Linked DNA regions of Homo sapiens: regions 1, 2, 4, 5, 6 and 7 are each linked to region 3. Evidence: chromatin loops called from intact Hi-C (ENCODE). Cell type or tissue: endothelial cell of umbilical vein. All regions are shown on one strand. Region 1 overlaps LOC101927421 (a long non-coding RNA gene). Region 2 has its middle 180 kb from the start of ZNF608. Region 3 has its middle 80 kb from the start of LINC02240. Region 4 overlaps LOC124901056 (a long non-coding RNA gene). Region 5 overlaps ZNF608 (zinc finger protein 608). Region 6 has its middle 150 kb from the start of ZNF608. Region 7 overlaps LOC101927421 (a long non-coding RNA gene).

What was found. Hi-C counts contacts between places; a loop is a spot of excess contacts. Peaks named below come from ENCODE experiments on the same cell type or tissue, not always from the same donor. Only the 100,000 strongest peaks of a DNase experiment are listed, where the experiment ranks them.
Region 1: it touches region 3 in a loop (6-fold over the local background); 3 of 110 quality-filtered maps call a loop at or near these places.
Region 2: it touches region 3 in a loop (3-fold over the local background); 4 of 110 quality-filtered maps call a loop at or near these places.
Region 4: it touches region 3 in a loop (25-fold over the local background); 3 of 110 quality-filtered maps call a loop at or near these places.
Region 5: it touches region 3 in a loop (8-fold over the local background); 11 of 110 quality-filtered maps call a loop at or near these places.
Region 6: it touches region 3 in a loop (8-fold over the local background); 3 of 110 quality-filtered maps call a loop at or near these places.
Region 7: it touches region 3 in a loop (7-fold over the local background); 4 of 110 quality-filtered maps call a loop at or near these places.

Annotation. Positions count from the first base shown.
Region 1 is chr5:125,042,374-125,046,373 of GRCh38, reverse strand. The region is part of intron 2 of LOC101927421 (a long non-coding RNA gene); the gene reads right to left. Among named protein-coding and RNA genes, the nearest start is that of ZNF608, 300 kb to the right of the region's middle. In endothelial cell of umbilical vein, no CTCF peak of the experiment used is centred here; DNase peaks (open chromatin) are centred at 2,433 and 2,963; H3K27ac peaks cover 1,738 bases.
Region 2 is chr5:124,925,796-124,929,795 of GRCh38, reverse strand. No RefSeq gene overlaps it. Among named protein-coding and RNA genes, the nearest start is that of ZNF608, 180 kb to the right of the region's middle. In endothelial cell of umbilical vein, no CTCF peak of the experiment used is centred here; a DNase peak (open chromatin) is centred at 1,835; H3K27ac peaks cover 270 bases.
Region 3 is chr5:125,411,275-125,415,274 of GRCh38, reverse strand. No RefSeq gene overlaps it. Among named protein-coding and RNA genes, the nearest start is that of LINC02240, 80 kb to the left of the region's middle. RefSeq lists an enhancer at 3,110-3,609. In endothelial cell of umbilical vein, a CTCF peak has its summit at 2,361 (motif pointing left); DNase peaks (open chromatin) are centred at 2,334 and 3,134; H3K27ac peaks cover 2,582 bases.
Region 4 is chr5:126,098,804-126,102,803 of GRCh38, reverse strand. All of the region lies in intron 1 of LOC124901056 (a long non-coding RNA gene), which reads left to right. Among named protein-coding and RNA genes, the nearest start is that of LINC02039, 79 kb to the left of the region's middle. In endothelial cell of umbilical vein, no CTCF peak of the experiment used is centred here; no DNase peak of the experiment used is centred here.
Region 5 is chr5:124,649,120-124,653,119 of GRCh38, reverse strand. ZNF608 (zinc finger protein 608) reads left to right here. Exons shown (of 10, transcript NM_020747.3): 4 at 3,423-3,510; 5 at 3,987-4,000. Among named protein-coding and RNA genes, the nearest start is that of ZNF608, 96 kb to the left of the region's middle. RefSeq lists an enhancer at 1,037-1,086. In endothelial cell of umbilical vein, no CTCF peak of the experiment used is centred here; DNase peaks (open chromatin) are centred at 959, 1,709, 2,709 and 3,159; H3K4me3 peaks cover 709 bases; H3K27ac peaks cover 3,984 bases.
Region 6 is chr5:124,598,106-124,602,105 of GRCh38, reverse strand. No RefSeq gene overlaps it. Among named protein-coding and RNA genes, the nearest start is that of ZNF608, 150 kb to the left of the region's middle. RefSeq lists an enhancer at 2,240-2,299 and a silencer at 2,403-2,617. In endothelial cell of umbilical vein, no CTCF peak of the experiment used is centred here; a DNase peak (open chromatin) is centred at 2,365; H3K27ac peaks cover 2,753 bases.
Region 7 is chr5:125,225,710-125,229,709 of GRCh38, reverse strand. The region is part of intron 4 of LOC101927421 (a long non-coding RNA gene); the gene reads right to left. Among named protein-coding and RNA genes, the nearest start is that of LINC02240, 270 kb to the left of the region's middle. In endothelial cell of umbilical vein, a CTCF peak has its summit at 2,198 (motif pointing left); no DNase peak of the experiment used is centred here.

The DNA.
Region 1 (4,000 bases), 370 kb after region 3:
CGATCAATCTCTACAGTCAATTTATGAAAATGCAAAGCATAGTGTAACACAGGTACCTACTCTTCAAGGATATGATCAGAAAAACCTGGATGGCAAAACTGCAGGACAAACTTGTTTCTTCAACAAATAAATTGCAAAGAAAAAAAGAGAGAAATGGAGGGGAAATCTATAGAATAAAAGATATTTAAAAGACATATTTGCTAATCTTATTGTTCAGGTCATGTTTGGATCCAGGATTAGAAAAAAAAAAAAAAAGGTGTAAGAAGGACATGACATTTACAAGAAAATATTTGATTTGATGTTGACGATATTAAGGAATCGTTGCTATTTTGGGGGTGTGATGATTACTTTGTATTTGCATTAAAGCAAAAGAGTCCTTGTCTTTTAGAGATGTATACTAAAATACAGTTGTCCCTTGTTGTCCCTGGAGAATTCATTCCAAGACGCCCACAGATACCAAAATCTACAAATGCTCAAGTTCCTGATATAAAATAGTGTAGTATTTGCATATAACTTACTCACATCCTGCTGCATACATTGAGTCATCTCTTGATGATTTACATTTAATACAATGTAAATGCTATGTAAATAGTTGTATTGTTTAGGGAATGACAAGAAAAAAAATCTGCACACGTTCAGTATAAATGCAACCATCTTTAACAAAAAAAAAAAATGAATCTGCGGTTGGTTGAATCCACAGATGTGGAACTGATGGATATGGAGGGCCAACTATACTTAAAGGTAAAACTACTTGATACCTGGGATATGCTTCAAAATAACAAGGGGCTAAATGCAATGTAGTATCTTGGATTGAATTCTAGAAAAGAGAAAGAATTTTAGTGGTAAAACTGGTGAAATAGGAATAAAGTCTAGATTTAATTAATAGTTTCACATCAATACTAACATATTCATTCTGACAAACGTACCATGGAATCGTAAGATAGGGAGACATAGGTAAAGAGTATGTGAAAATTGTCCTATCTTTGCAACTTTTCCATAAATCTAAAATTATGCCAAAATATGAAATTTATTTTAAAAGCAATGAGAAGAGAGAAGTGGATGCAGGTGTAGATGGGACAGGATTCACCAAGGATGAATGGTTGTTGAAACTGGATGGCGAGTATAGAGGATTACTATACAACTCCACCTACTCTTGAGTGAGTTGTAAATTCTCCATAATAAAGTCACGTAAGTTAAAAACATTATGATATTTTCTATAGACTATTAAGAGCCTACACAGACCTTTGGAAGCCAGTAATTTGACACTTTGCTCTCTGTATCATTTCTGCCATCAGGGCAGTGGTGCCTAAAGAGTAGGGCAAAGGGCAGGAGCAGAAAGAATTGGAAAACAGCGGAGTTAAATATCACCCAGCTACAATCACTCGCTTCTTTTCTTATTAGACCCCAAATTATTTCTTCCTTTATATTTTAAAATCTTTTTTCACCTGTATTTTTATCGCATTTTAGATCTCTTCTAGCACCATGTGCCCATCTAGGCATCACTTGGTGTAAGGTCCCCACTGCAATATAACGAACAACCACAGCGTATTAAGCAAGCTAGAAGCATATTTCCCTACACACAAAATAAGTCTGGAGGTCAGCAGGCCAAGACTGTCAAAGCAGCTTCATGGAGTTTTGGATGACTCAAGCTCCTGCCTGTCCCCTACTCTTAGATTCCTACGATGGCAGCCTGGTCACCACACTTACAAGATAGCTTCTAGAGCACACCCACATTCCAGGCAGCAAGAAGGGAGGTCAATCCACTTCTCTTTAAGAAAATCTCCCAAAAGTCCTACATATTTCTGCTAACCTTTCACTGACTAAAACATACCCACACAGCCACTCCTGGCTGCAAAGTGGAAATGTAGAAAATGGTCTTTTAATTATACTCTGGCTGTCCTCTACAAAAACAGAGTCCTATTACTGAAAAAGGAGAACGAAGTGGATGTTGGGTAGAAAATTAGCAGCCTCTGCCACAATCAGTCGTGGGAAAAATCTGAACATGCAGTGGCAGAGGAGTCCAACCATGACTTATGCCCAAATTAATTATCCGGCTAGTGCAATCAGCAAAGATCTGGAAGTATCTGTCATCCCACATACGCTGCTGGCTGGTTTATGTTGATTGGTTTGACTGAAAGTTAAAAGTAGAAAACTGCCTGTTCGTTCACCCTTCACAGCAAGATATCATCTATCTACATCAGACGCCAATATATGTGCATTTGTGTCAGCATCATGTATAGTACTAGATACGCCTGCTGTGACTATAATGTCCTTTAAACCTAAAATGGAATCATTATAGATTCCTCCTGGCAGCCCTCTTGAGTCTCTGGGAGACCTTCTGGCCTCCTGGCCAGTCTCCAGAGAGATTCCTGTCTGTCTGCCCGGGAGGAGACACATTCTGGGCTGCCTGCCCACATTCTAACCTGCTGCTCACACGGGTAGAGAGCTGTGTCTATTTGGGTCAGTCCTTCCAAATGATTATTCTGTTGCCTTTAGGTAAGTTCACTTGAATGTCCCACACATACCAACTGTGCACACCACATGTTTGAAAGCCAGTTGCCCAGTAAAAGCAATGAAGTATGTTGGAAAAAGCATCTGAAATATGAGACTGAGAACCAAGCTGGAGCTCTTTTTGGTCCTGGCAGTGAAAGCTTAGGAAATTCACTTAGGCTCTCTAAGCCTCAGTTTCCTCATATGCCAAACAGAGATATTGCTACCACCTCTACTTTCCTTGCAAATATATTGCAAAGCTCAGTTACAATGAGATATTACATGTCACAGTGCTATACTTTACACCAAAAAGAGGTTAATATTATTCTTAATCTAGTGAAAATGTGAGTCATTGAAAAAAGAAGAGAAAAACAAGAAACAACAATAATGTAGCTCAAGCTCATTTGACCAGGGTCAACACAAAGAAATATAGTAACTAGTGCCAAATCTGCAGGATATAAAGAATATAGAGAGACAAAAGAATATAAAGAGACAAAAGGATCAGTGAAATTATATCTGCCTCAGAAATGATAGATTCTAAATGACTTCTCTCAGGAAGTAAACTTACAACATTCTTCGAGCCACCATTTCCATTTATTATCAGCCATTCTTCCCATGGAACATCAGTTCAAAGAGGAAACCTATTGTTAAATACTCTGTTCTCCTCCAACTGAAAGGGTGAACTATGTTTTATTTCTTTTAACTAGTCACCTTTAAAATTCAGCAAGATTCCTATCTCAGCAGCAAAGACCCAAAACTCTCACATAAAATTTTACTGCTCAATACCATCAGCTAGGGTCCATTTCCATTCATGAATATAAGCCTTTGGGCACAAGTATGTAAGTAGTTACATAAACATAAATTCATTCAGGGAGATAGGTGACTTCTGTAGGTGTGAATGTACATGTGTATGTAATTCGATATATTGGAGCCTCTAGAAGGTTCATAGTTTTATAGAGACATCAACAAGAAGTAATTTTAAATCCTTTAGTTTTTGTCAAAAGAAGGAGCTTTAGTTTATGCAACATAAAATTAGAATTGCTTTTACTTGCTACCAGTTTAATATCAACATTTTTATCCAGAGTTAGACACAAAGCTAAACTGCTGGGATTTGACATAACAAAACTGCTCTCCATATGTGAACCAAAAGTCACTTGGGATCTATCGGCCAATTAAGACTCTTTGCTCAGATCTAACTTTAGAGGGTGACTTCTGTCAAGAGCTAAGGAAGAACACAATTCATTATGACTGCAGAACTCAGAGAAGTCAAGAAGCAGATTCACTGGACATTTGTAAACTTTTCCTGTGACCCACAGCTAGAGCAAAGTACCTCTTAATTGTGAATAATTTTTCCTGATAAAAGTTTCTCACTCCTTTCTTAAATCTGGAACTTCCCTTTCTTGGAAAGCACCCATACACACATAACAAAAGGAATTCATTCCAGATGTCCAAGAGGCTTTGCATGTCAGGGTCTGGCTTTCCTGGTTGCAAAGGGAAATTTTGGCAGGTG
Region 2 (4,000 bases), 490 kb after region 3:
ATTACATCATTTCACTGCAGCCTGGGCAACAGTGAGACCCTGTCTCTAAAAGAAAGGAAGAAAAATGATGCAGCCAGTTGATGATAGCCATCTTTCATGCAGGCACCCCAGTGATAAAACAATGGGCACATAAATGAAGTGGTGGCAGAGAGGGAGGCCCTGCATATTCCCATCAGCATGGACTCCTATTCACCAAGGCCTCTGTAGCTACTGCCACCTCTGAATGTTCAATCCGCCAACAACAGAAACCAGTGCTGAACCTAAAACATGGCATTATTTCTTGAACGGACGAATGGGTGATCTGGTGGCAAGCTGACTACAGTGGACCCATTCCATCCCAGAGGGGCCAACTAACAGTGTGTTCTCACAAGAACAGAAACCTATTCTGAATATGGGTTTGCCTTTTCCTACCACACAGCCTCAGCCAGCACTGCTATTCAAGGGTTATGGAATGGTTAATACACAGTAAATCCCACACAAAGAACATCTAACCAGGGAACCCATTTTAAAACAGAAGAGGTGAAGGCGTGAGCCCATGCCCACAGCATCCACAGGCTGAATCACCACCCAGAGGCTGCCAACCTGACAGAGCATTGGAGTGGCCTGCTGAAGTGCCAGATCCGAGGCAGCACTCTGTGAGGATGAAATGCCATCCTTCAGGGTATGTGCATTGAATCAGAGACATGTATATAATTCTGTGTCCGCAGTGAGACGAATACTTGGGGAAACCAAGAGGCGGAAGCAGGAATAGCTCTGCTTACCATTACCACCAGTGACCATCTGTAAAAATCTTTACTTCCTGTTCCCCATAACTCTGAGCTCCAGAGTTAGAGGACCTGATCCCAAATGAAGCACTCTTAACAGGAGAATCCAGATCCCATTGAGCTAATAGCTATGACTGCCACCAAGTCACTTAGGGCTCCTTTTGTCCAGGAAACAACAGGCAAAAAGAAAGTCAGCTACTAGTCATCTGCCATCATCTGGAGGAGGTCCAACCGCTGTCACTCCATGTATGGAACGCAGGTGACCCACTGAGGTGTCTCTTAAGATACTTTCTTGTCTGAATAGGCAGGTGCTGTAATTCCAGTGTTTTGAAAGGCTGAGGCAGGAGGATCACTTGATCACTGAAGCCCAGCCTGAAGATTTCGGTTATCAGGGCTCCGAACCTTCAGATGAGGGTTAGAGTCCCACCTCAGATAAGCCACCAAGACCAGCAGAGGTGGTAATTGAGTGGCAGGGGTTTTAGAATGGATGATGGAGGAGAGAGAGGATGAGCGCCGGTTGCGTCCTGAAGAGCAACTGCAGCGATGGGGGTGCAGTTCTTCCCACTGACTTCTCACTTCTCAGTTTCTCCTCGGGGAGGGAGCCTATAAGAGCCCCACAGGAGCTACTCCCTATGTGTGTACAGAAAAGTGGATTCATAGATTGCAAGGGGTAGACTGTGGCAGGGACGGAAACACTCTGCTCAGATCCACTCTCAAAAATAGGCCTGCAGCCCAGGTAAAGGGTGTGGACAGCAGACAACCTCTAGCTATTAGTTCCTCAGGGTTCTCCTCAGCTTTCAAAAAGAGGCTGCTCTAATACTCAGGGCAGCCCTTAGCCACTCACGGAGCAAGAAACTGGTTCAAGGCTCAGCTATGTCGCCCAACCTGGGACTCCTCTAACGGGAAATCTTTGTTCTAGAGCTCCTCATTGGACTACTCGACTTTTTTCAGATTCACCTTTCCCTGCCCATTCCTGCTTCCTCCCTTTCTCCCTTCACAGGCATGACTCACCAATAAGCCTCACATACTAGGACAACTGCAGTGTCTGCTCCCTGGAGAACCCAGCCTGTGAGCGAGAGCTTCCATTGTTTTAAGCTTAGAACATTCCAATCTGATAAAAAAAAATACCCACACACATATACTTTCATCTATTTTTAGGAATTACTTGAGTTTTTACATTTTAATGTGTTACTCATCTGCAAATTATTCTGGTACAGTGTTAAGTGAGATAGTGTTAAGTGAGGATCTAAATTGATTTTTTTCCTGTGGTAGGCAACCTCTAATATCTCTACCTCCAGACCTTCATGCCTCTATGTAATCCTCTCTCCTTGAGTGAGGGCTTGTTTAAGCTAAAAGATCAACTCTCTCACAGTTAATGGTGTGGGCCTGACAAGGTGGTTCTGCCATCCTTGACAAGTGGCTCCCGTCTCTGGGTCTCGGGCAATTGTTCTAAATCTCATTTTCTCCAAACTAAAAGGACAGCAGAGTGAGGCTGGAAGGTACACAACCCTAATTCATTAAGGAGCAAGACTTGGAAGTGGCATTTATCAATTTTGTTGACATCTCATTAGCCAAAATGTGGTCACATGGGTGTACCCAGCTGCATGGAGGATTTGAAAATACAACATCACTTATTGATCATTCATTCCTTTCCCCCCACTGAGTTATCCTTTCATCTCTATCATACATTGTATTCTATCCAATGATCCCCTGCTATTGCCAGAGCATTTCACTCATTCCTGCTTTCTTATACATTTTATATATGATACAGCCAGTTTTCATTACTTTTCTTTTTGAATAGTCTCTAAGCTAATTTGTTACTGTCTAGTTTGCAGATGAAAGGTTAAATTAGTATGTCCACATTTTTAAAAAACAATTGATATTTTTAAATTAAATTTTTATCAAACATTCATATAGAAAAGGGCACAAATCATACATGTAATTTCTTTTTTGTTTGTTTGTTTGTTTGTTTGAGACAGAGTCTCACCCTGTCGCCCAGACTGAAGTGCAGCGGTGCGATCTTGGCTCACTGCAACCTCCGCTACCCAGGTTCAGGCGATTCTCCTGCCTCAGCCTCCCGAGTAGCTGGGATTACAGGCGCATGCCACCACGCCCAGCTAATTTTTTGTAGTTTTTGTAGAGACGGGGTTTCACTGTGTTAGCCAGGAAGGTCTCAATCTCCTGACCTCGTGATCTGCCCACCTCAGCCTCCCAAAGTGCTGGGATTACAGGCGTGAGCCACCGCGCCTGGCCCATACATGTAATTTCTAAGAATTTTTGGAAAATGAATACATGCAATTAGCACTCAAATCAAGAAATAAGCCCAAGGCAGGCAGATCACCTGAGGTCAGGAGTTCAAGACCAGCCTGGCCAACTGGTGAAAGTGAAACCCCATCTCTACTAAAAATACAAAAATTTGCTGGGTGTGGTGATGGGCACCTGTAATCCTAGCTACTTGGGAGGCTGAGGCAGGAGAACCACTTGAGCCCGGGAGGCAGAGGTTGCAGTGAGCCGAGATTGCACTACCGCACTCCAGCCTGGGCAACAGAGCCAGATTCCCTCTCAAAAGAAAAAAGAAAAGAAGCATTACCAGAACAAAAGTCTCCCTTGCATCCCTTCCAGGCATCATAGATCATTTGGATCTGTTTTGGAACTTTATACGAGTGGAATCACAAAGTATATACTCTTTAGTGTCTGCCTTCTTTGTTCATTATTATGTTTGCGAGATTCACCTATGTTGATGCTGTAGTTGTAGTTCAATCATCCTCTTGCTGTATATTATTTCATTGAATGAATATACAGTTTATTTACTCATTTATGGACATTTGATTGTTTCTAGTTGTTGGCTATTAAAAATAGTGCTGCTATGATCATTACTGTACCAAAAATTTGCCCATCAGAACTCTGTTTTGAACTACGATAAACTCATATATTCAAGAAAAAAATTAACACTTTTGCAATACTCAGTCCACCTGTACATCAACAATTATGTATCTGCATGAAATCTTTTACATTTTTACACCTCTCAGAATATACTGTAAGTATTCATACATGTCTATCACGTTTTTTGTTAAAGCTATTCATTGGTATATAAAGTTTCTGTTGACACCAAGTTTCATACTACTAAAAAAGTGATTATTACTAGTATATAGCACTGCTATTTAATACATATTTTCCTTTATTCTAGACACTTCTAAATTACTCTAAATTCTAAAGGAAATGCTTCTAATGTTTCA
Region 3 (4,000 bases):
TCTCACTGTGAACTGTGCATGCGAGGGATCTAAGTTGTGTGCTCCTTGTGGGAATCTAATACCTGATGATCTGAGGTGGAGCACTTTCATTCCAAAACCACCTGCCAGCCCCCACCTTGGCCATGAAAATATTATCTTCCACAAAACCAGTCCTTGGTGCTAAAAAAGTTGGAGACCACTGGTTTAAGCTACTCAGTTTTAATACTTTGTTATTGCTGCTCCAGCAAACTAATATAATTCGATTCAAGTTTTTATCTGGGGCTGACTCTCTTGAAAAGTCGGGAGATGTGATGACAGGAGACTCTCCTTAGCTACATGGAAAGAGTAGATGGCAGTTAAATAATACTGTCCCCTTTAAAGAAGGAATAGATTATCCAGTGGATGACAAGCCCACCATCTTCCATTTTCTCACATCCAACCGACCTCACACATTTATGTAATTCTCGTGGCACCATTGGTATTTACAGCACCTGATCTAAAGATCTAGCTCATTTTTAGCTATTATATAAACTAGTTCTTATTCTTCCAAATTTAGCTGGACCATCTCTGGTGTAGAAAAAGACAGCCTCCTTCCCTGACACCCATGGAAAACCTTCATAGTGATGGCAGCATATGACTGGGGGGAGGAGAGGTTGTTCACAAGTAATTACCTCTGTAATTCTACTTCTTTCTCTCCTTGGAACCGTATGAAAATGCAGAAGGGTGAGAAGTATAATTACAGGGAACACTTTAAATATCAGTAGTAGAATACACATTTTACAATTCAATTCACATTGTGTGTTTGTATATGCATATATGTGTGTGTTGTGACTTTATATTTAAGAATTGCTTTCAACAGGATAGAAAATATTTTCCATTTTTAAACAAATTTGGATACCATGAAGCCATAGCCTTCATTTTCCTGATTTTAACTGAAAACTAGCTCATCTACTTTTTAATGTGTAGCACATTGCCACCTCATTCCTAAAAGCTCTATCCTGTCTAAGATGCCAGTCGAAGGCTCTATCTGATGTGGCCAGCCAGTGAGGCTCTGCAGTAATTCCATGCTGGGCAGCCTGTAATGAGGACAATTCCTGTTTGGAGGCATTTCTTTTCATGGGTTGCAGCTACAACTAGAAGTACGATTTATGTCTGCTGCTGGCTGGTCAAAGAAATACTGTCAGTTTTTTATTAACAAGCTGTAAGCACTTGCAAGTGAAAGGGAGGGAGGGAGAAAAAGGAGTGTGCCCAAAGTTATTTCAATAGGCAAGCTCTAAAGTATTCTAAGGTTAATACTGACTAATTAATGACAGCACCAAATGGAGCCAAAAGCGTGAAGTCTGCAAATGCCTAGTAATGAGGGCAGCATAGATATACCCCACTCCCACTTTCCATGTATGTTTGTAGGTCTGGCTGCAAAATGTAATTGAGGTAAATAGGGTTTTCAACTTATTGCTTATTCTTTAATACTGAGAAAGCATTTGGCTATTCTCTTTTCTTACTTCAAAGAACCCCACTCAATTAACTCTAGTAAATCTTATACCTGGTAGCGTCACCACTAGAGTCCATGACATAGAAATCTTTGAAGGGCATTTATAGAAGGAGGGGGAGACAGAACCACACCATACATTCAGAACACATTCATCTCTTTGCAGTTAGAACTGATGAGCCCTAACTGTTGGGGTGGGCTGGAAGAAGGGGGCTTGCTGTTTTCAACTCCTTATGCTTATGAAAACCAAGGCTCTCCATTCTTAAAAAAAAAAACAAAAAAAAAAAAAACTCTCAAATCCAAATCATTTTTTAAAGCACCCTGACCCTTTAATAAAAAGAGCCAGTAAGATAGCATCTGAAAAAAAGAAAGACAGATTTTAGGAACAAAGGATTTTTTTCCTCGTGCTTTGTTTTCCCAGTCTTGAATTAATCACAGCTGTCTTTCCCCAGCAAAGGTTATTTTTATCTAGCATGCTTTAAATTAAAAAACAACAAAAACAAAGGGAGCAATCTGATGTTCTTCAAGCTCCCAGAGCCCTTGCACAGAAAAAGAAGCATTTGCTCTGTGCAGCTAAGAATCCAGCTTTTAATTCTATCTTTTCTTGTGTTTACATAAACTTTCGTTTGCATTTCAGAAGCCTTATGGAAAGATTCCTGTGGCTGACCCAGGAGTAGTGGTGAATTTCTCCATCAAGTGAGTATTGATGAGCTGCAAAGTTCAGTGAACAGGAAAATTCTGCTCCTTTTATTGCCAATGTGACAGGTTACTTTATTACCATGCCTTTCACAGCAATTTAACAGTTACCCTGGTAACGGATTCAGTGAGGTAATGGGATCACAGGCATTGGAGCGGAGGCAGGCTGGCCGCTCGGCGCAGCCATCTGCTGGCTGCTGTTCCGGAGGCTGTCTGCCTGGAGGAGCCCTGACAGTCACGGGGCCTGCATGGCAATGAGCAGGTGAAACCGCAGGCCTGCCCTATTTAGCTGTACTCTGGTGATTTGTCTTTCTAATTCTATTGAAATAATCATCAGGATTTGTTTCTGATTAATTAACTAACCTTTTGGTAAAAAGATTAGATAACGAAATTGCTGCCTATTCAGAGATAATGAGATTTTTATTACTCTGTCAAAGGAAAAAAAGTACATTTATGTGTCACCAGCCGCTGTGTCAAGAGGAAAAAAAAAAAGAGAGATTTCAGTCTTTGTCGAATGTGTATATTCCTCAACAGACGAAGGGTGTGCTTAATTCTGTAGGAACTCCCCAGCCTCGTTTGACGCCTTTAGGAAGAGTTTTTAAAACAGCAAACAAAGTAATAAACACATTTAGGCCAATAGGCTTTTGGGGAGGGTGCTAATTTGTTTTAAAATGTCTCCTAATGGGAGAGAAACGCTTGGGAGTCTGGGGAACTTGCCTGTACTGTGTGGGTGTATTTATGTAAGTGTGAGAGTGTGAAGAAAGCAGTAAAATCTCCGTGCGAGGCTTTAAAATGACATATGTAGACAGGCTGCTTTTCCTCCGCACTACAGATATGTCTTCGACTTGCAGTACATTTGTCTTCTGGCAGGAGCTGCACTCGGGCAATGGGAAGGGGAAATCATCCGAGCTTAGCAGGCTGGGAGGTCACCTGTGACTGTCACAGGTAGGCTGCCTTAGGAAATGAATTATTCTGACTGGCGGTGAGTAAAAAGGGAAGCAGCCCTTCTCCTGTTTCACTCCAAGACACGCAGCCAGTCAATTTAACCTTTTCTCTTAAGAAGTCACAGCTCAATCCTTTGTTAAGGGGGACTTTCATTTTCTCACTCCTCTGTGCCTTCTTCAATGCTGTGATGCCAAGAAAAAAAAAAAAATACCAACCCCGGGAAAAGCGCTTCCCTTGGATAAAGAGATGCCAAATGCGCCAAATAGGCTGTGTGAGCCAGGCAGCATTGGAGGGAACAAAGCGCAGTATATTTCCAAATAAAACTTCAAAGAGCTACAATATTGTTTTAATTACTAAAACCTGAGGAGGAAACACAGTGCATGTCTCTTCCTTCAATGCAATGAAACGGAGGAGTGGGAGAAAGGGCCAAGTGGCAGGCTGGGACCCAGCTGAGCATTTTGTGAAAGTGTATTTGTGTCACTGTCTTTTCAGAGTCAATGAGACACTTATGTTTCTTGTGATATCCTGTGGCCTTGGCTGCCTCCGTTTGTGTGTGTATGAAAATGAAAAGATTTCAAGTTCTAAAAATGGAAGTTTCTATTCTGAATTTCGTATGGTTCACAGACAAGTTGCAACAGACCAAAGGAAAAAAAAAAAAGAAAGAATGTGCAGGGGATCAAATGTGAACATTCCAGAGCCCACTTTCCTGTCCTGCCTGGCGTTCCCACTCTCCTTCCCCTCTTTATTCCAGTTCCTCCTGCACCTCCAATTGCCAGCTAACAGGCTCCATTCCTGATAACAGATGCTTGACAAAGAAAGAGAAATAAGACATTAAAAAAGAGTAGACTGCTGCTGGGGGTGGGGATTTGATAGCACATTGCCAATGGCTTT
Region 4 (4,000 bases), 690 kb before region 3:
AGGAAAAGCTTTCAGCTTTTTACCATCAAGTATAATATTAACTGTGGGCTTGTCACCTATGGGCAAGCCCACAGTTAATATTATATTTATTATGTTGAAGTACATTCCTTCTATACATAATTTGTTGAGATTTTTAATCATGAAAGGATGTTGACTTTTGTCAAATAATTTTCTGTATATATCGAGATGATTGCATGATTTTATGTTTTATTTTCTTAATGTGGTGTGTCACATTTATTGACTTGTGTATGTTGAACCATCCTTGTGGCCCAAGAATAAATCTTACTTCATCAAGGTGTATAATCCTTTTAAAGTGTAGTTGCATTTAATTTGCTAGTATTTTGTTGAAGGTTTTTGCATCTATGTTTATCAGGAATATTGGCCAGTAATTGTCTTTTTTTGTAGAGTTTTAAACTATGCTAATTCAGACAGCATGGTACTGGCATAAAAAATGGACGGATAGACCAATGGAAGAGAAGAGATGGCACTGACATAAATCCATGCACTTAACAGCTAACTGATCTTCAACAAAGGTGCTAAGAAAACACACTGGAGACAGTAGTCTCTTTAATAAAGGGTACTGGGAAAACTGGACCTTTATCTCATACCATTTACAAAAATCACCTCCATCACTCAGGAAAACCCCCCAATTCATCATTTTGAGTCCGAGTGTGACCTGATTTTTCCTGGATGCTGGGCAAGAGCTCGGGATGCAGAAAGCTGTCACACTGGCCCTCTGCCTTTGCAAAAAGACAGAGGGTCCACTGAGCTGTTTAACACTTAAGCCATCTGTGGACAGCAAGGCTAAAAGAGTGCACTGTAACACAAGCCCACTTGGGCTTCAGAAGTCACAGTCTCCCACCCCTGGACACTGCCATGGGCCCGGAGCCCAGGGCACTCGTTCTGGCTCCTGCACCTGTAAATCTTTCATCCACATGGTCCAAAGTGGTATGCCCCTTCACTAAAGCATGTGACTCAGAAGGTAAACACATCGTTTTTATTCATATCTTGCTGGTCACACCCACCTGCAAGAGAGGTTGGAAAATTCAGTCTTTCACCTGAGTGTTTATGTGCAATCTACAAGCTGAAATTATGTTAAACGAAAAACTTTAGACAAATTTAACATAGCTTATTTGAACAGAGAATAATTCTTAAATTGGGAAGCATTCAAAACCAGAAGAGGTTCAAAGAGCTCCATTCAAAGGCATGGGCAGTGAGTTTTTTAGACTCAACACCGAAACAAAGTATATAAATCACCTGATTGGCTACTTATCTTATTTAGGCATGGTGTGATGAGACATTTACTTTATTTGGGCATGATCTCGTCAGTTATCTACCTGTGATTGGCTGAAGCTTGGCTACTTGTGTTTGACTGAAACTTGGCTGTTTATCAGAAAATATACTCCTAAATAAAGTTTGTTTGTATATTAAGTTATGTTGTGGTAGAAACTCAAATTATGAAGAAATTGATATGGATAGGAGACAAGAAAATGCTGGGTAGAAGAGAGTGGTACCCCTGCAAAGGCCCCATCTTCAAGTCTGGAAACCTGCGGCCCTAAATGAGAAGAGGCATTCCTGTTTCCCTGCCCCAAAGTTGCATTTTGGTCCACCACACCCTCCTGTCCTGTATCCATATAAACCCCAAACCCCGGCTCCACAAGGAGATAAACAGAAGAGCAGAAGAATGTCAGAATGGCATGGCAGAGAGAAGAGAAAGAGCGTCTGAACGGCAAGGGGAGTTTGGCTGCAGATGATTGGAGAGATTGGCCACTAGGCGGCCAAACTCCAAGGGAAGATCATCTTCCCACTCCTTCCCACTGAGAGCCACCTCCACCACTCAATAAAATCCCTGCATTCATTCTTCAAGTCCGTGTGTGAACTGATTTTTCCTGGATGCTGGACAAGAACTTGGGATGCAGAAAGCTATCACACTGGCCATCTGCCCATGCAAAAAGGCAGAGGGCCCACTGAGCTATTTAACACTTAAATTGTCTGTGGATGGCAAGGCTAAAAGAGTGCACTGTAACACATGCCCACTTGGGCTTTGGGAGTCACAGTCTCCCACCTCTGGACACTGCCATGGGGCCGGAGTCCAGGGGCACTCGCCCTGGCTCCTGCACCTGTCCATCTGCATGCTCCCCCTCCCGTAAGGGGTTTGAGTGCAGAGTGGCCAAACAGACAAGCCATACCCCTGTTGCATATCCTGGGAGGGGGTCAGGGAACTCTCCCATTTCAAACTCATCAAGCCAATGGCTTCCTGGCTATTTAATTTAACAGACTTTTTGGGTGCTTCCCAATTTAAGAATTGTTCTCTGTCCAAATAAGCTATGTTTAATTTGTTTAAAGTTTTTCCTTTAACACAATAGAATTTCAGTTTTTAGATGGCACATAAACACTCAGGCGAAAGACTGAATTTTCCAACCCCCCTTGCAGGTGGGTGTGACCAGCAAGGTATGAATAAAAATGATGTGTTTACCTTCTGAGTCACATGCTTTAGTGAAGGGGCATACCATTTTGGACCATGTGGATGAAAGAAAAACAGAGCATCATTCTAATGCTCTACCATGAGAATGCCAGAGCAAGAATAAGAGATGTCTAGACATCTGATTACTTTGCAGAATGGGATTGCCATAGGAACTTACATAAGAGAAATAAATTCTTTCTTTTTTAAACTATTGTTGTTTTAGACTTCATTAAAGCATCCACCTCTATATTATAAGCAACCTTATATCATTTATTATCTGTATCACTCGTGTTTGTTCCTATAGATACCTTAGAATTTTAGTTACCTTCTCACTTACATATATCTTCTTCACCCAATGTGAAGAGGGATCACAACTTTTGTATACAGTTATGTGCAATGCAGTCCCTGCCATACACATCCAGGTCTATCACAGTTCATTATTTAATAACACAATCATACTCTATTTCTTCATTATCTTGGAGAATAAACTGTTTTACGTAAGTGCATTTACAAATAATATCCAAGCCTCAAAAATATTTCAAAGATCTTTTAAAATTTATTTTTTAACTTTTCCATAAGTTATTGGCTGTGGGAAGGAGATGACAGGAGGGCAGCCAGTTTTAAGAAGAATATCATGAGCTCAGCCTCAGTGTGAAGTGAGGGTGCATTACCCAAGACAAAACATCAAGAAGGAAATTAAGAAGATGGGTAAAATGCTTAAAAACAATAACTCCATCATTAGATAAAATGCAAATAGTTTTTCTGAATGGAAGCCTCGACTAGCAGGAGTGTGGACAACTCTCTTAATTCTCTTCATAAGTTCCTGTGCCCAGGGACAGGAACTTAAAAGATGGCAATGCCTGTGCACAGTCCAGGAGAAGAAAATTACATCGAGGAGAAAAAGCAGCAGGATCCTGGGGCAATTAGTGTGGAAGCAGAAGGCAGCAAGCTGCTGCCATCCCTCATTTCTTTTCAATGAGCTTCGCTCAAACACACTTGAGTGATGACGGTATCTTAACTTAGGGGCAGTGCTGCTCTCTGCCTGAGATATTGATCATAGATCAGGAGAAAAGCTGTCTGCCCAGCCTCATTCTCTCTGGCTTTGGGAGTGCTTGGCTAGGAGACTCTGAATGAGGCATTACAGTACTTACTTGCACATCAACCGTTCACATCACTTCCTCCAATAGATCTTTTGACATAGGATGTTCTTGTGCTGGAGAAATGCTACAGAAGCAATTATTGATCATTCCATTCCAAAAGTGATGAGCCAACATTTATGGTAAAAATGACAGTCCCTTATTCTTGATTCTTAAACCAAAAAGGGCCTGAAAAGCATTTTTTTTTCCTGTACAATTATGGCAAATTTACTTGGTGGAAAAATCTGATCTGAACCCTTATAAGGCTATTTACCATCTTTTTTCATTTTTAAAGCATTTTTTGATGAAATCCATATGTTTCGCTGTAAAAATTATTCTGTTTGATAATGAACAGCCAGCCCAGACCCTACTGGTGGTGGTATCTATATCTGAAATCTGT
Region 5 (4,000 bases), 760 kb after region 3:
TAATAAGCCTCAGATGAAATGTTACAGGGCATTAGCTCTCTGACAAAGGCCAGGCCCAGTCCATGGGTGGAAAGGGAAGAATAATAAACCTGGTAGAATACTTGAATATAAAGATGAAAAGTACCTGTATAGAACGTCCCCAACACCTAGCTCACTGGCTAGATGTTTGAATAAATGTGCGTGAAAAGAAACTAATCTTTCTGGAATAAGTGTACACTTATTTCCAATTCACATGTGAGAAATAGAACTTTATGCCCAGATTTATAAAATACAAATTTGCACTTTTAAAGAACTAATTTTCATCATGGGCATTTATGCCTTCAGTAAGTGTAGTCTGCTTTATGTGACTGTGGGTTATAAAATGTTCAAGATTTTGAGATTTCAGCAAAATGATAAATCATTTACAAGTTTTAGAACCTAAACACCGCCTTTATACTTGGCCCTTCACAATGGGGTGTTGTCTAAACATAGACCTTCTTACAAAGAAACAGTACACTGTGTAGTTTATATGAGAAACATTCCTTAAGCCTTCATTCCAATATAGAGTGGCAGATTTGGCTGTGTAAACATGTGCCTGTATATATTCGGATGTGAATTGTGGGCAGATTTAAACACTCTGTGGCATTGTGAAGCGGCTCGTACATATAAAGAAAGATAGACACAAGCACACATATTTAATTAGCACTGCTTGATGGAGACTGTTCAAAATCTCCTTGGGTGTAAAGCATTTGTTTTGAGCATTTTAAATACGGAGTGCTTCTGGAAAAATAAGGGTTACTTATTTAGGCCCTTTGAGGTTGAAAATGGATTTTTCTTTCCAGGACTTGATTCCTTCCGAGTGCAAATAACAACGGCATCACTTGTACTTCGATAAGAGGTCTGCTTGTGTGGCTTCCAGAAAGAGCAGCAGGAGATGTGAATAATTTTACAGTGAGGAAGTTGCAACTGCAGATTAGCCTTTGTGACAGCTTCAACCTGTGGCCCCAGATAACCAGTGATTAATTGCCTGCCCTGGGTCCCTTCCTTTTTTCAGACTCCAGGTTTCCCTTGAGCCTGTATTGAGACGGTGAATTTCGTTCTGAGGGTTCTGCGTGGGCCGGCGTGTTGTGTGGAGCCGCGTGGCGCGGGGAGCGCAGCACGGTCACGCAGACCGAAGCTTTCACTGCACGGCCGGACTCGTTAGTGCGAATGAGCCTGTGTCCCGCGTGCACCGAGGGAGCCGAGCAGCGCAGGCGGCCCTCTAGCCCCGCACGGCCAGCGCGCCGTGGGGGATGCGTCCCTTTGCCTCCGCCACGCTCACCTCTACCCGACCGCTGCCTCTGTGCTCCGGGCGGCCGCCTCGGCCCAGCCAATCAGACGCGAGTGCTCGCAGCGGGCGCCGGCCAATCCGCGGCCAGCGTTCTCTGGAAACGCGAAACCCTTAGGGGAAAAGCAATAACAAAAGCCTTTCACTGCAGACAAATGTTAAGTGTCTGTGCAGACTTTTCCTGTTTTTAATTTTATTACTGCAAGAATGGAAGGTTTGTTGTTTCTTTCATGTTTCCTTTCAAGCAATTTTAATTATATATTTGTGCTACATCAGGGACTCTGGAACGCAGTGATTCAGCCTATTGGATCTAAAGCTAAAATGCAGTAACCTTCTGGCAGTACAGATATATTCCTGCACTGTAAATATAGCTGACATGCTAAAGAATTTTAAGCAGCTGCAAAGGTCTTTGACACCACACACAGTGCCCCAGAGAGAAGATGATGAGAAAACCAGCTCAGTCTTCCCCTTTGCCTCCTCTCCCACCCCCTCCCCTTTCCTGAAGGGATGTGTTCATAAAGAATCCTTTCCTCCAATTGTTCTGTCTTGTGCAGATTTTGACCAAATGCCTAATTACCATGGATTCTCATCGCAATAGGAAATTTTATACACAATGGTTTTAAAAAAATTTCCTGAGGGAATTTCATTGGAATCAGCTATGATTTGAGGAAATACTTGCTTTGCTCCATCCTAGCCTTTCCCCTGCTAGCCTATTGCTACAGTACACTGAATTAACACAGAGTAAATAATTCAGCTGTTGCCTAAGTAATAGCAACATAGACCATATGGGAAACAATTTTAAAATCTCCTTTTGAGACTTTGGAAAGAAATCGTTCTCCATTACTTGAGTCCCAACCATTGAAATATTTTACCTGCTGTTAAAAGGTTCCCAAGGAAATGAGTCTTACCTTGTCAGGTTTCCCTTACTGTAAAGGAGCCCACTACAGGTTTTCTGTAAAATTCACAATGGCAATGGTAATGCAAGTGAGCAAACTAGCTAGAAACAGATTTTGACTAATGTCTTCTGGTGCTTCCAAGAAAGAGTAGGGGTAGATGCAGAAAAGAAAACAAAGGCTCAGTTAAATATTTTATTTCTTTACCCTAATAATTTATGTATGTCTCAAAATCAAGGTTCTATTAAAATATGCTTTAAAGAAGTGATTTTTGTAATTTGGCATTTGTCCTCTCAGAAATAAAGAGGATATTATATTTTCTCTGTGACATTTGGTATACTAAGCACACTTAAGTTTAGTAATTCACAGATGCAGTGCTAAATTAAATTGTCTGTCTGAAAAGCAGTTGGAAAAAGCAGAATGGCTTGCAGGAAACGAGTGTGTTAGTTTTGAGATTTCTTTTCTAATCCTCTGAGGCAAATGCGTACCAAAGTTGACTCCAAAGATAACCCCAAGAGTAAATCTATTGTGCACATTTGTTTTCTTAAGAGGGCTATTTTAGGAGTCCTTAATATGAAACAAAACCAAACACTGAAACAGATACGGTACCCAGGCTGATTACTGTCTCACAAAGTCAAAGAGGGGAGGATTAGGGAAGTGAAATCGTAGTTGATTGTCTGCTATCTGGACTCTTGAGTCCCCACTCTCCTGTCTATGCCTATTTTTATGCACCTGCATAATTATTTTTTCTTAATAAAAATCACCATCATTTTATATTGTTGAATTGGAAACAAAACCGATTCCTTTCAGTCACCCTCTGGTTTAAGCACTGGTAACTGGCGCTAGTTTATATTGGCTGCTTGCCAAACGAAAGCAATTATGTGTAATAATAGAAAAATTAAGAGGTGAGTGTTGCTGTTTTACAGCAGGACATGGCAAAAACCATTTCCTTCTGTCAGCAGTATCTTGATTACACTCTCACACACAGTCTCACTCCTTTGTACCACATGCGCACGCGCACGAATGCACAACACACATTATTTCCTGTGGGTTTTAACTTGAGGTCACTGAAACCAGAAAGAGGAAGAATGCAAACCACAGCTTTTAAAAGCAAATGAGAATAGAACTTGCTGGCAAAAAAAAGAGAAAAAAATAATAAGTGAACTGGAAATAACAGTAATCAGTGGTAACTATGATCCTTTTTCATCCCCTGCCTCCTGCAGGTGTCCTAGTGGTCAATGTCACGTGGAGGAACAAAACGTACGTGGGAACCCTACTGGACTGCACCAAGCACGACTGGGCCCCTCCCAGGTATGAACAGGGCCTTTTATTTCTCTCCTTCCCCATCCTCTCTTTGCAGGGAAACTGTAGAGAGAGATTCATAATACATAAAAGTGTGCCTGTAATTGAAACCAGGCAAAGGAGAAATGAGCAATTTAGGATTGAACGCAGTAAAATGCAGATGCTAAATTTCTTTTCTATCAGAAGATCTCTGCTCCCCACCCCTTCTCTCCTGTCTTTGTTTTCATTTTTTCTCAAAGTGGGAATTTGAACTGGTTTGGAAGCTAGCTACTTGAGCTGTTTTTCTTTGGTTTTTCTGAGGAAGAATATAAGCCCTTGGTCGCCTGTTCTTTTGCAGGTGTTGGAAATTGTCAGTCTTTTCCTTGACTGGGCCCAGCCCTGAAGCTACTGGAGTGTTGACTCCTCTTTACTGCATTGTGTACTTTGTGATTTCACCTGGCTCTTTTGGGGATGCTCATTTTCACATCTGTTACTTGCTTCCATAGGTTTTGTGAGTCAC
Region 6 (4,000 bases), 810 kb after region 3:
AGATTTGACTGGCCAGCCAGTCCCAATCTACTAGTGCCGTCAAGCCATCTGTGGTTGGACCACAGTCTACAAGGCAGCCAAACGCCAGAGTTTTTAGACTGGGGTCCCACTTGTGTCCCACTGTGGCCCAGCTAGCGGTGTTAGGATGACTGTGAAAATTGTGCAAATTCTGGCCACTTATTCACCTAAGGAATTGGACATGAGACTTACACTCCTGGCATTAAATCTCTTAAACAGGTTTAGTTTTTGACTGTTAAATTATTTTCTAATTTTATGAAGTTGGTAATTCATATGTTGTATATAATCTTTATTAAACCTGAATTTTATGTCAGTTGGGACTTTGTCCAATTTTGACAGGTGTTAATGGATATTCTGCTTAATAATAAGTACTGGCCAGGCACAGTGGCTCACGCCTGTAGTCCCAGCACCTTGGGAGGCTGAGGTGGGTGGATCACGAGGTCAGGAGATCGAGACCATCCTGGCTAACACGGTGAAACCCCGTCTCTACTAAAAATACAAAAATTAGCTGGGCGTGGTGGTGGGCGCCGGTAGTCCCGGTGATTCAGGAGGCTGAGGCAGGAGAATGGCGTGAACCCAGGAGGCAGAGCTTGCAGTGAGCCGAGATTGTGCCACTGCACTCCAGCCTGGGCGACAGAGTGAGACTCCATCTCAAAAATAAAATAAAATAAAATAAAATAAAGTGCTAACTTTGCCAGGCACGGTGGCTCACACCTGTAATCCCAGCACTTTGGGAGGCTGAAGTTGGTGGATCACCTGAGGTTGGGAGTTCGAGACCAGCCTGACCAACATGGCGAAACCCCATCTCTTCTAAAAATACACAAATTAGCTGAGTGTGGTGGTGGGTGCCTGTAATCCCAACTACTCGGGAGGCTGAAGCAGGAGAATTGCTTGAACCCGGGAAGTGGAGGTTGCAGTGAGCCAAGATCGCACCATTGCACTCCAGCCTGGGTGACAGAGCGAGACTCCATCTCAAAAAAAAAAGTACTAACTTTATCAAGCACTTACCATTGCAAATGTGTCTTCTTTCATCTTCTCAAGAACTCTGTAAGATACTTTTTTATCCTCATTTCATAGAAAAGGCTCAGAGAAGTTTATTAACTTGTGTACAGTCACAATTAAGTCATAGAACCGGGATATGACCTTAAGTTGGTTGGGATGAAAACCTGTCCATGAACCACACTCAAGCATGGACAATGTAGAATTTGAATTATTATTTTATTTTTATTTTTATGTTTTTAGAGACAGAGTGTCTCCCTGTCACCCAGGCTGAAGTGCAGTAGTGCAATCATAGTTCACCGCAGCCTCAAACTCCCAGGCTCAAGCCACCCTCCCACCTCAGCTTCCTGAGTAGCTGGAATTACAGGTGCTCACCACTGTGCCCAGCTAATTTTTAAAATTTTCTGTAGAGACAGGGGTCTCGTTATACTGCCAGGGCTGGTCTTGAACTCCTGGGCTCAAGTGATCCTCCCGCCTCAGCCTCCCAAAGTGCTGGGATTACAGGCGTGAGCCACGAGCGGAGTTTGGATTATTTAACCCTCATTTTTCTCCAAGTAGAAAACATAACAGGTTTTATGTAAATTTTAACTTTTTCATATCTCAGGGTGAGCCTGGATATTTTGCAAGTGAAATGAAGAGTAAGTATCGAGGCTCAGGAAGCACACCCGAACTTCAGTGTTGTCAATATTCCTGCTTATTCCACCGTGACAGGTTTTCTCCCCACCCTTCACATTTTTATTCTCAAATATTATATGGAAAAAAATGTGCTCTGCACTATGACAGAGCTTTATGCTAAAGGGCTTTCAAGAGAGTTAGTAGAGAAGTAACTTTGCTCTGTGTTTAAATAGCTTTCCTGAAAATATCACTCTGCTCAAGCGTTAGTGTTGCCTTTATAAATATATACAAAACCATTGGAACAAATGAACTTAAATTTGCAAAACTTCGAAGAAAAAATAAAACATGATCAGATCGCTCTTTTCATTAGAAGCTGAACTGGGTTCACAATTGCATTTCCAATTCAATTAAAAATGTAAAATTCACTGCAGTCTCTCCTACAATGTTGTACTCCTTTTATCTGGAATTTCAGGTTTCTTTTTTCTGTTTCCTGGGATTTGCAAAGTAGCAAAATCAGCCAGTTTACATTTAAGATGTTTTGATTCTTTTCTCAGACTCTTGCCAGTGTACTTAACACAGAATGATTAAAAGCTGTGTGTTCTGTTAGAACTGTTATAGTGTTTAAACAAGGAAGTCTGTGTTTGTTTAAGAGAATGGGGAAATGGTTATCTTGACAGATTAGACTGAAAAAACAGGACAGCCACAGTCTAGAACAGATGTCCACATTTGCCACTTGGCTGGCTTTTTGAGGTATACTAAACAAAACTTGCTTGTGTGCTTGTGCCTCTGTTCTGCTTGACACCTGACTGAGGAATGTGATTAAGAGCTACTGCCAGGGCCTGCGTGCCTCTGTGGGCAAATGTTCCCAGGTTTGAAATTTCTCAGCGTCTGTTTAACTATGTCATAATTAAACTAATGGAACACAAGAGAAATTTCTCTAACGGGCTTAAAGACCCCGTTCAACTGCAGTTTCATCTCACATCACACACGGTTCCCGTGGCTTCACTGAAAAGTTGAAATGAAGCTGAACAGAAGCTGCAGGGTACACCACATTAATCAGTCTTTTAAAAATGTGATCTTAAAAACTGGATGAAACATCAGTGGCAGTTGTGGTTTAGTGGGAATAGCACTGTATGAAAATTCAGGAAACCTTAATGCAAGCCCTAACTCTGCCATTTACTATTACAGCTGTTTGATCATGGTCAAGTCCTCACTTAACCTTTCTAGGTTAACGAAGCTATTGTTGATGATACTGATGACAACAGCTTGTGTTTATTAAGCCCGTATTCTGTGCCAGGCAGTGTTACAAGCTTGACACGCAATACTCCATCATACCCTCAAAAAAGCCCTGAAAGGTAAATACAGTTAGCTTTGCTGTTTCCTATGGAATCTCAGCAAACTAAGAACTTTGCTCAAAGTCAGATATCTAATGCGTAGCATACCAGCTAGGGTGTTTCCCAGGTCTAACAATTATACTTTATTGGATTTCTGTCTTTTCAAGGAGGATCTCCAAGGTAATTTCCATTTGTAAAATTCAATATTTGTGAAATCTGAACATATGAAAATCACTTTAAATATGTCAACAAATAAAAAAGACTCAGACTTACCCTTTTATAGTTGTGGTTATGCATAGATATCTACATTGCCTCATTGCACAGTTTACCATAAATATTAACATATAATTTTTAAATCAAATTTATGAAAGTATAGAATAGCCTCACTACATGGTATTTGCTCACTCAGATTTGGGGAGTTTAAACCTCTGGAATGTGGGATTATGACTTTTTACAGAGGAATAAATTCAAATTATAGTGTACAGTGTAGGACTTTGAGATATGCTTGCTAGCTCATATAAGAAATGATCAATTTCTTGGTCACTGTCTTTGTTGTATTTATTACTATTTATATAACTTCATTTTAACTTTATAATAATATGGATGATATTTAAGTATATTTAGTCTGTATTTAGAAGTTATTCTACTGCAGCTTTATTGGTAACAAAGAAAGAAAGGTTTCCATTGGCTTACTTTAAATAAGTAAGATCTTTTGACTTATCTCAAATATATTCTCATGTGGTATGTGAATATATTTTCCAAAAACCATGACAGCACAGTTTTGTTGTTGTTGTTTTGTTTTGTTTTTGAGACAAGGTCTGGCTCTATCACCCAGGCTGGAGTGTAGTGGCACAATCTTGGCTCACTTCAACCTCCACCTCCCGGGCTCAAACCATCCTCCCACCTCAGCCTCCTGAGTAGCTGGGACTACAGGTGTGCACCAGCATGCCCGGCTAATTTTTGTATCTTTTGTAGACATGTGGGGTTTTGCTACATTGCCCAGGCTGTTCTCAAACTTGTGAGCTCAAGCAGTT
Region 7 (4,000 bases), 190 kb after region 3:
GAAGTGCCAAAGGAGACATGACAACTAACTACATATCATGAGATATCTTCGATAAAATCCTGGGACAGAAAAAAGGACAGTAGGTAAAAACTAAGGAAATCTGAGTAAAGTGTGGACTTTATTTAATAATCATGTATCAGCATTGGTTCTTCCATTATGGCAAATCAACCACAGCAATATAAAATGTTAATAATTAGGAAAATTGCATGTGGGACCTATGGGAATTCTTTGAACTATCTTCACAATTTTTTATAAAAATATAATTTTATTATAAAATTTAAAAAGCTTATTTAAATTCATTTAAAATACTCCCCAGTTTACTCTTTTTATTATTCATCTGGACTTTAATTGGATGTCAGTATTTTTATGACAACCAACCTAAATTGTTAGTCTCTGATGCCCCACAGATTGAGTTGGTTCTTCTAAGTGCTTCAATCAAAGCCTTAATTTTACCCTGAGAATAGTCTTTTCAATTGTTAGGAAAATATTTTCTAAGTTGTTCACATGCTGTCATTTTGGTTATTACACCATTTCTGATAAAAGACTGCTATAGTTTGACTCTCAGTTTTATTAACACTCTATTATGATTATCCTTTTAAAAACACTCTAAACTCTGGTCAGCCTCACTCAGGGTAGTAATGAGGGTGAATGTATCATTGCAAGCCTAATTCTGCCCATTATATTTCTGCCTCTCCATTTATGCTAGTCTAAAAGTGTTATTTGAGCCGAAAGATCATTCTGTGACCTTCAGATTACTGCTGGGTGGCTTCGGCGAAAAAGGAATTACCAATGCATTAAATTTGAATTAGCTCTGAGAAATCATGCAGATGTATGCACAGAACATTGTAGCAACACTGTCTCCCAGGCACAGCAGAATTGCTTTTATGCAGTTTTAAAGAATCACTTGAGCAACCCTTAAATTGCACACATGATGAAGCTGAGCCAGCATCTTCTGTTAAAAAAAAAAAAAAAATATATATATATATATATATATATATATATGTCCTGCAGCCCAAATATAGCCTTCCAGGGAGTTGTCTTTCAGAGAAATCTGATCATATAGGGACTGCTGCTGAGTGGACTGTTTGGGTTCCAGCCCCACCATATTAGAGTGCCCTGGCAGAGTGATTGCAGAAGTGTCACTTAGACTAATGATTATGAATTATGCAGAGGGTCATATCCTCTTAGTTACAAGTCATTTACACAGTTTCCCTCTAGACTGCCTAGACTGGTTCAATTTTTTTTCCTCCTACTAGGAAATAACTCATTGAATAGATGTTCGATGTTGAATTTATTGACATTCTATTTTTCTTCCACAGTGCTAAGCTTGCAAAACAACCAAATGAAAAAAAAAAAACAACAACAACAACAACAAGATACCTACCCTCAGTGAAATTATAGCGTTAACAAGTCTTGGTTTATTTTTTTTTCTTCTAGTCTGTCAGGGTGCTTCCCATTTTAAAGTTCTGACAGTTCTAATCTCTCTCTGTCTTGCTCTTCTATCTTCAGTTACATTGAAAAGGTGGTGTAAAGATGTGTGCATGGGGAAAGAGAACACAGTTAACACTAAAATCCACACTTCTCAATCTGTAAAATGTATAATGTTTCAGTGAGCTACTTAAAAGGAAGAACAACAGAAATATCAGAGATTCTCATTTTTGGAATTAAAGCCTGTCAGATTTCCCCAGATTTTTCTGAATCTAAGCCCTTGAGCCTACACTTAAAATGAAAGAGACAGGCCGTAGAAAATTCTGTACATTTTAACAAGTGATATGAACAGTGATGTGACTCATTAAGCATGACCTTGTAGACGGGTGATGAAGTCAGCTGAAAAACAGGGATCTGCTTTTTCTATCGCTTGCTGACCTCAGTTTCAACGGAAAAAATAAAAGAAACATTGACCTCTCCCAAAAAGTGGACCATTCATGACCATCTTCAAAGTCAGAGGCCATTTCTTACAGTAAAGCCAGCCTGGAGAAAGAGGAAATGTCTTTTCCAAATTGACCTGGCCGATTTCATCTTGATGAGAGCTGAGCAGGGCAGAGCCTCTCATGCCTCCATAACCAATTTCAAAGCCAACAGGCCTTGTTATTGTTTATATGGTGGTGGTCTTTCAGCCATGCAAAGTGCCAGGCAACACCAACCTCCAGGCAGAGGAGCTGCCCTGACAGCCAGACCACTTGGAAAGGAGGCCCCTTGTGGCCAGAAATGGAAAGAGAGTGCTCCGGAATTGCTGTTCACACTTTCAACAACTTGATTTTTGAAGGTATTGGAATAATTCGGGGATGGCTTCAAGCAGCCACATTTTGCTACCCCTGGGAAACCTGAGGCATCTAGGAAGATCCCTCAGGAGCACAAATATGTCCCAAGGAGTAACCATCACATTGCAGCAGCTGGACCTCATTCCCATTATCCCTCTGTGCCCCAAAAATAAACCCAGAGAAGCTTCCAAAGGGCAACTTGTGCTAGCACAGTGGGGTTTAATGGCATTTAAGGGCCTTCCATGGCAGGATGCTTCATTGATATAACAGCCAGAGGGATCCTTGTGTTTAACACAGAACTCTTGCCATGCCCCTCCTCTTCTCAAACCCATCTTTTCAACTCTCTCAGAAAAAAAGCAAGGTTGTAGAGTGACCTACAGGTGAACAGCTCTGCTCCTCCCAACTGTTCGACCTCTGATCTCACCTCCACACAATCCCAGTGGCCCCTCGCCCTCCCTCACATGTGCGGAGCTTGCTCCAGTCCACAGCCTCTACTTGCAATGCTCTGCCCTCAAATGTTCACCCACACGGGTGAAGGGGTTTCTTCCCAAAACCCCTCCAGGTCTCAGCTCACACATCATCACTGACATTAGGGACCTCTCTCTAGCAGATAACAACCCCCACTAGACATAGCCTATCCCCTGTACTGCTTTGTTTTTCTAAATAACATTCCCCCTGAATGCACAGCATATTTTATGTACTTATTTGCCCACTCTTATCTCTTCTAATAAAAATGTCAACTGCATGAGGATGGGGAGTTTGTTTTGTTGACTGCTTTATTCCTAGAAACTTGAAAGTACCTGACACAGACTGGGTGCTCAGTGACACTCATTCACCTAAGAGAATGAGTCTCAACGTGTGTTATTGCTCTGCATTTTTTGCTACCCTATTTCCCCCTTCATCCTCTCTCCCATCACACACACACATACAGACACACACACACACACACACACACACACACACACCAAACACACACACACACACTCTCCAAAACGACAGCCCAGAAGATCCCTTGCCTGGGAGACAACTGTGTTACCAGATAGAAGCACCCCACTTTCTGGATTTTGCTTTCTGGAAGCCTGAGCTTCTTGAGAACTTTAGGTGAAGAAGAGAGAAGAGTCTATACTCCCATAGCTGGGAAAGGAGACTGTTCTGTGGATTTCCAGATCTTCGGACTCAGGACCCACAGTCCCAGCAGTCACCGGCAGAGGAGCAGAACCTCACAGTGCATTGGCTATGGGGGCATCTGGGAAGACAACTGATCCTTATGCAGCCGAAGACCCTCTAGGACAGGGAAGCTGCAGAGTACCCACCCCCAAGATGGTGAACAGAAACGCAGCAGCCCCCCTTGATGTTTGTTCTGTGTAACATCCACGGGACCGTTATTCATGGGAGGAGGCCTCCAAAAGGGTAAGGGTAATTTTTGATGTTAGGTTTAAAGGGACCCTGACTGAATGTGGGTTGGTTTAAAGTCAATAAAGAAATATGACATTACTGAACACCAAGACTGCACATCCACCCCTGTGCAGGAAGCCCTTCCAGACTAGATGAGAATCCTTGGCTGGGTTGGCTGGCTACATGGTCTTGCAGACTATAAGGTCACACAGGGCCCTTCTCAGCTACACTTGGCTTAATGCTCTGGTATCAGCCTCTTGAAATGTTTTATTGTGCCTGTGAAGTTGTGTTTTGTGAGTAAGTCTGACTAGACAATGGAGCCCCAGGTGAGCAGGGGGAAACAC